2 separate regions of the Homo sapiens genome follow, and region 2 is linked to region 1. Evidence: chromatin contacts called from ENCODE Hi-C or POLR2A ChIA-PET data. All regions are on one chromosome and are shown on one strand. The core of a region is the stretch at or near the end of the contact, and the rest is flanking DNA. Distances in the headings are between cores, read along the strand shown. Region 1 has its middle 530 kb from the start of LRFN5. Region 2 has its middle 590 kb from the start of LRFN5.

Evidence for each region. A loop is a pair of places that touch in the nucleus more often than their neighbours do. ChIA-PET counts read pairs that join two places held with the same protein, here RNA polymerase II (POLR2A). Pooled maps may share reads with other maps.
Region 2: a map of PC-3 shows a loop between it and region 1 (7-fold over the local background). The contact joins two enhancer-like sites. A Hi-C loop is called at or near these places in 2 of 168 maps with a recorded cell type or tissue (PC-3 and endothelial cell of hepatic sinusoid) and 2 of 50 pooled maps. POLR2A ChIA-PET finds 5 or more read pairs at or near these places in 1 of 52 experiments (naive thymus-derived CD4-positive, alpha-beta T cell).

The regions. Positions count from the first base shown.
Region 1 is chr14:42,138,644-42,142,210 of GRCh38, forward strand. No RefSeq gene overlaps it. Among named protein-coding and RNA genes, the nearest start is that of LRFN5, 530 kb to the left of the region's middle. Within about 2 kb of position 2,293, at least 2 of the 41 ENCODE cell types and tissues checked have a DNase peak (open chromatin) inside an H3K27ac peak, as active enhancers do; they include PC-3, where a contact is called at or near this core.
Region 2 is chr14:42,191,174-42,194,667 of GRCh38, forward strand. No RefSeq gene overlaps it. Among named protein-coding and RNA genes, the nearest start is that of LRFN5, 590 kb to the left of the region's middle. RefSeq lists a silencer at 1,513-1,807. Within about 2 kb of position 2,063, at least 7 of the 41 ENCODE cell types and tissues checked have a DNase peak (open chromatin) inside an H3K27ac peak, as active enhancers do; they include PC-3, where a contact is called at or near this core.

The DNA of each region.
Region 1 (3,567 bases), core at 1,043-3,542:
TACAACATAGGTATTCACTTCCTTCTGATCTTTCTTTAAATATTCACTTCCCAGTGAGGACTTCTGTACTACATGAAATTTATGTGGTTCCCAAGATGAAGTCAGCTTTAATTTCCTGAATAATATATTGATAAATTTCAGTTTAGATCAACTGGCCTCAGAGAGGAAGTTTACATCTTTCATGAAGAAAGGCTCATTGAGCTCTGTCTGAATTTTCATGGCAAAGACTCTCCTACTCCTTTTCCTCATGGTACTAATCCTACTACAGAGGTTCTTCTGTTCCTATTGGTTGATTGTGGAAGATCCCACAGTACATAGATTCATGCATCTCACCTTTCCTTTTACCTTTGGACTTATTTGTTACTGTTGAGGCTATATATATGCACTGATTACCCTTATTGGACCAATAAGGCAACACTGGCACACACGGCATATACATGTTTTATGAACTTCTTTCTGCTCATCACGTATACTCTAGCTTGTTCCAAGGATGCCACTGCTGCTAATATTGGGCAGATAACATAACTTGACGATATGCAGGAATTAATACTGTATAGCAGAGATGAGCAACTATGGCCCAGGGTTCAATCTGGTCTGACATCTATTTTTGTAAATAAAATGTAATTAGGTGCCACACATACTCATTTCAGTATTGTCTATGGCTGATTTTTGCACTCTATCAGCAGTGTCAAGTAGTTGCAACAGAGACCCAATGGTCTGTAAATTTAAAATATTACTATATGTCATTTTACATTAAAAGTTTACCAATCCCTCCTCTGTGGGATGAATTTCTGACTAACAGTTGATGAAAAAGGAAATATCGTGCTTTCATCAGGTCTCTCCAAGCAGCTTTGTTTTCTGGTGGAGCTATCATCAGTTCAGTGATGTGCCACTTAGTATTTGATTTTCTTCCTTCACTGACTTGTTTCCCTTTCCACTTCAGTTTTGGTCACAAAAATTGTATTTTCTCCTTAGGAAAACATCAGTATATAAGGTTTATCTCAGTATATGCAATCTAGGAACTACCTTATCACAACACGATTTCAGTATTTCTCCAACACTCCTCATCCCCATTTTGCTTTTTCTTTTTAACAAACAGTATCTAATACACTATGCTGTGCATTTTATTTTTTAAGTCCTTTTTACTGTCTATATCCTGTCACTAGGATGTAGTTTCTATGAAGGCATACACATTTGTTTTCATTGGATTTTTTTCACTACTCTACCTAAAATCCTAGAACAGTTTCTGGCACATAGTATGCCCTCAATTCACCTTTTGAATGAGTGAATTTATTAACGTTGCACCTTACATCTTCACTTCTTAAAACTGTGAAGCGTTTTTTGTTCCCCAGTGCCTCAGTCACTTTCTTGACAATATTTCACGAAATAGAATTAATGCTTGCAGAGTTTTATATAACTTTTAGTAAATTTCTCTAGAGATTGGATTCTTTAAAGCTGAAATTCTGCCCTCAGATTCCATACTTTTCTCATTTCAGCCACCAGTCCCAGTACCCTAAATTTGACGTTCCTTCTGCCTGACTCACCTGACCCTCACTGCCTGCTGTTGCATATTGCTATGCCTCTTCTTCTATTTATTCCATTGCCCTGAGTGTGCAAACCAGCACATGCTCCATGCTTGTCTCTCCATGTGGCTCGGCTTAGTGTTAAGAAAACCCTTGGGCCCCTGTTCCCTCTTCTAACAGTGTTGCTATTATTAATGAGCAAATAGGATTCACTTTAAAAGTTATAAAAATGACTGGTGAGGGAATTTCAAGAAGATAGCAAAACAAACAAAGGAGATTAAATTGGTGATTGATTAATTGGCAAAGGGTGACACAAATAAACTTACCTGCTTTCTTATTTATGTAAATCAAAAAGAATGATTAAAATAACACTATAACAATACATAATTTAAGAATACATATATCAGGAAAAAATGAATTAATAAAATATCCAGGCATAGTTTTTAAAAATCATATGATCTGATATTTATAATATCACTTTAGGCAGGCCACAACAGTAAACAAAAATGTGTTTACATTGATGACAACAGCAAATGAGACACAGAAACATGGAGAAATCTCACTCCAATAATTCTTAGAAGTCATTAGAAAGACTACACAAAGCACCAGAATGGACATAAAAATCAGTCACCACTAATGAATGGAACTTTCAAAAGGAAAGTAGACATAACAGAAAGACATTACAGTAGACATAACAGAAAGACATAGCAGAAATCCATTACATGACTGTACAATGAGCTGTTTTAAATGCTTAATCATGATAGTAAAATGCATATACCAGCTGAGGTACCCTTCCTTTGAGTGCCAAATTAAATCAGCTTGAATCATAGTGCATGTGAATGAGTGCCTGGGGATTTTTCAGTCATCCTGGAGATTGGGGTATGGAAGGTAGTAGGAAGGTAGTGAAGGGAGGATGGTGTTTGAGCCACTTCTAATTCTACATTACTGCTGCTTTTAAATTAATGAGTGGATCGCCTTATCTCCCACACTGTGTACACATTCTGTCACTGATGATTCAAGATGAGACACAGAAACCTTCTCCTTGATTTCTCTTGGTAAAATTACTCATCCAAGGCATGTATGCAGTGTGTGTGTGTGTGTGTGTGTGTGTGTGTGTGTGTGTGTGTGTGTGTGTGTGTAGCAGAACTTCATTTAGTTTTAGGGTACTTGCAGACTTATCCATTATCAGATTGCTTGATGTTCTTTTTTTTCTATAAATAATCCATTCACATATTTCCTTCCTCTACAATTCTCTGGGGTTTCACCTCTCTCAAGATCTCCGAAACTCAGCGCTACAGTCTTCATTTCATATAGCAATTTAACTTCCACTCATACACTCTATGGTTGCTCACTTTTATGTTTCATGGAACTCATCAATGTTTTGTACAAATAATGAATCATCAGCCACAGGACACAAACTAACTGAGATTTTCAATGTTCACCTTTCCTTTTCCATTATTCACCAACCTGCTTGATGGGAAGTGAATAAATACAAAGATTTATATCACCAAGCCCATTAATTACAGTATCCACTTAAATGACAGAACTAGATATATTTAGCTTAAAACACTGTTTCTCTCTCTATTTAATAGCAGTCCTGACATTTAACAAAGCTTCATTCTTAGTAGTAATGATGACTAGAGTAGTTAATGAGCACCTTCTCTGAACCAGGCACTGCTAAGTACAATATATTCATAAGTAAAACTATTAATGGTATTTTACAGATGAGAAAACCATGACTTAAGGATGTTAACTTGCCTCCCTTCACTTAGATTTTAATTATTCTGCCTGTGATCCAAACCCATGGAACCTGATCCTCAAACACATATTCTTAACCATTACATTGTATTACATTTGCTGATTAAGAAGAAATGTGGAGATGCTTACTTGTTTGAGATCATTAATAAGAAATTATTTTTTCCAGGCGCTGTGGCTCACGCCTGTAATCCGAGCACTTTGGGAGGCAGAGGCGGGCAGATCACGAGGTCAGGAGATCTAAACCATCCTGGCTAACACGGTGAAACCCCGCCTCTACTAAAATTCC
Region 2 (3,494 bases), core at 813-3,312, 52 kb after region 1:
CATATATTAAGATTATCGTATTTTTTTTCTTCATTCCATTAATATGTTGTATCATGTTTATTGATTGACTTATGTTGAACTATCTTTGCATCTCGGGGATAACTGCCACGTGATCATGGTGAATGATCCTTTTAATATACTGCTGAATTTAGTTTCGTTGTATTTTGTTGAGAATTTTTGCATCTATATTCTTCAAAGCTTTTGGCCTATAATTTTCTTTTAATGTGGTGCCAGTATCTGGCTTTGAAATCAGGGTAATACTGGCCTTATGAAATGAATTTGGAAATATTTCCTTTTCTTTAATTTTTTAGAAGAGTTTGGGGAGAATTAGTATTCATTATTTAAATGTTTAGTAGAATTCTGGTGAAAGAACATCCAGTCCTGTGCTTTTATTTTGTGGGAGATTTTGTTATTAATAATTCAACCTTCTTAAACAGACTCATCAATGGTCTGTTCATGTTTGTTATTTCTTCTTATTTAGTCTGGGTAGGTTATATGTTTTTAGAAATTTATCTACCCATTTCTTCTAGGATATACAATTTTTGGAGATATAGTATCTTTTGATCCTTTGTGTTTCTATGATAGTTGTAATATCTCTTCTTTATTTCAGATTTTATTTATGAGTCTTGTCTCTTTTTTTAAGTTAGTCTGGGTAAAATTTCATTGATTTTTTTTATCTTTTCAAAAAGCAACTTTTAATTTTACTGATCTATTGTTCTTCTAGTGTCTATTTATTTCTACTAAGATCTTTATTATTTACCTCATTCTAATGACTTTGGGCTTAGTTTGTTCTCTTTTTTTTCTAGAGCTTTGAAATGTAACATTGATTTACTTATTTAAGATCTTTCTTTTTTTTGAGTTAGGTATTCATTGCTGTAAATTTCCTTCTTCAAACTGTTTGTGCCACATCCCATGAGTTTTGGCAAGTTGTATTTTCATTTTTATTCATCTCAACATATTTTTAATTTTTCCTTATAATATCCTTTAACTCATTTGTTGTTTTGGTGTAAGTATTTGTGAATTTTCCAAAATTTCCATGCATTTATCATTTTTCCAAAATTCCTCCTGTTATGATTTCTAGTTTTATTCCATTGTGGTCATAAACGATACTTGGTTTGCTTCTTAAATTTGTTAAGACTTCTTTTGTGTTTTAATATATTATCTATACTGAAGAATGTTCCATGCATAGTTAAGACTATGTATTATGTAGATATTTGATGAAATATTCTATATATATCTGTTAAGTTCATTTGTCCTAGAATATAATTTATGTCCAATGTTTTCATATTGATTTGCTGTTTGGATGATCTGTCCATTGCTGAAAGTGAGGTGGTGAAGTCCTCTACTATTATTGCTTTGCAGTTTATCTTGCTGTTTAGATCTATTAATTTTTATTTTATATATTCAGGTGTATACATATTGAGGGCATACATATATTTAAAATTTACAGTTGTTATATCCTAGGCTTTGGGTTTCACCAGGGTTTTACAACCTCCTACTTGAATCCCAATGCTCCCACAAAGATACTTTTGCCCATAGGTGGGTGGAGAATTCTTGCTGTTGTTAGGATATGAGCTGGTGACCTCCTATTTTGCCTTTGTGCCTATGTTATTTGGATGCTGTGTTAATGCATTCCTTACTGACTGCCTTCCTTTCCCTTCCCTGTTTCACTTCCTGACTACTAAATACCCACTAAACATCTGCACGTTTCCCCCCACCCCCTACTACCCTTCCGAGCCTTCCTTAACCATTCTTCTACTCTCTGTCTCCATGAGTTCAATTGTTTTGATTTTTAGATCTTTTAGATCTTTCGGTCTTTTAGATCTTTTAGGTCTTTCAAATGAATGAGGACATGCAATGTTTGTTTTTCTGTGCCTGGCTTATTTTACTTATCATAATGATCTCCACTTCCATCCATGTTGCCAGGGATGACTTTCCAAATAAACTACTTGCATTTGTGTATTTGCCACAGGGTTGGCTTCTGGAGGAAGCCAAACTAATAAAATTACTATTGGAACTAAACATAAGAAGCAAATTCCCAGGATAGAACTCTGAAATTGAATCACCTCATTCACTGGCCAGAAGTCTATAAGAAGATAATTTTGTGATGAGTCATGGCATGCTGTTATAAAGCTATTAAAATGACTCATAATTGTAAACACGAGTAAAGTAAGGAGCACTGGCTTTTGCAATGTCTCCTGTCTCCAGCATCTGTTAGATATAAGGGCAATGGTGATTTTAAGACAAAAAAAAATTAGCTGGTTGTTTATTGCTATTGAAGCACAGCCAGAAGAAAATAACAACTATGATGCAAAAGCCAGAAGACTCCCCTGGCCTTGTTTAAAGAATTGTTCTTTGCAGCAGAGAACTGACTATATGGAAAATCACAGCTAGTTACTCACTTAAGGAAGTTGTGCTTCCCAACCCTTTATAATTCAGTTTTCCTGAACTACTGGTCTTGTTGCTGGAGTAGAGAAGATGTTGCCTCTATTGTGGGGCACAAATATGATTCCACCAATCTCAATATGACTTTTACCTGATCAATTTGGATACTTTATGGAAGCAGATAAGAAAACAAAGGAGTTACTATACCACCTAGGAAAAATTACCTTGGTTTTTAGGAAAAGATACAATCTCTGACATATAATAGGATTAAGAATGTGTATATCAGTAACTCAGGGGATTCATTAATGTGCTTTGAATAGATCCATGCCTGGTGATAACTGTAGGTAGAATATTGTGGTAGCCATGGCTTGACAAGAGTAGAGTAGCCAGGAGCCCAAACTCCTCAGGGATGTAGATTTGAGTTACTCCACTGGACAAGCAACCTAAAGCAACAAAAATGCTTGTGAAGGGTGAGAAGAATCTAGAATGGATAATAGAGAAGACAGATGATTTACATCATATGTGACCTTGATAACAACTGCAGCAGTGTGAATGTAGCTTGTTACGTGAACCCTCCAGACAGAGTCAATTTTTTATAAAGAAATTGTGGTTAGCCACTACCTTGAATAATCAATGGCAGGATGAAATAAAGTTAATGTGGGGCATGGATGAACTAGGTGCTGCAAGTGCCTTCATCATTTCCATATACATTGGCCCATCATCCCAATGTCAGCCCCTGCCTTAATTTGTCTGGGGGCTTTTACTTACCTTGGGAACCTAATCTGTTGACCACAGGTCAGGCTATAAGGGAGTATTTAACATATACTTTTGATACAGAAGCAACTCTCAACCTAAGACTTCTGGGTTGGTAGATAAATACACTAGAACCTTAACTCATCCTTGGATGGGAAATGCTAAAAGGTATGCTCTATGCTGACTTCTAGAGTTCTCCAGTGAAATTGAAAATGAGTTGCCTGTAGTGATAATTAATTTAGCCATTGTGCAAGGTAGAATAGTGACCTCCCCAAACACACACATCAAAGATGTCCACATCCTAAAATGTTAATGTACTCAATGTAGGATACAGAATTGCATCCATCTTCTACTAT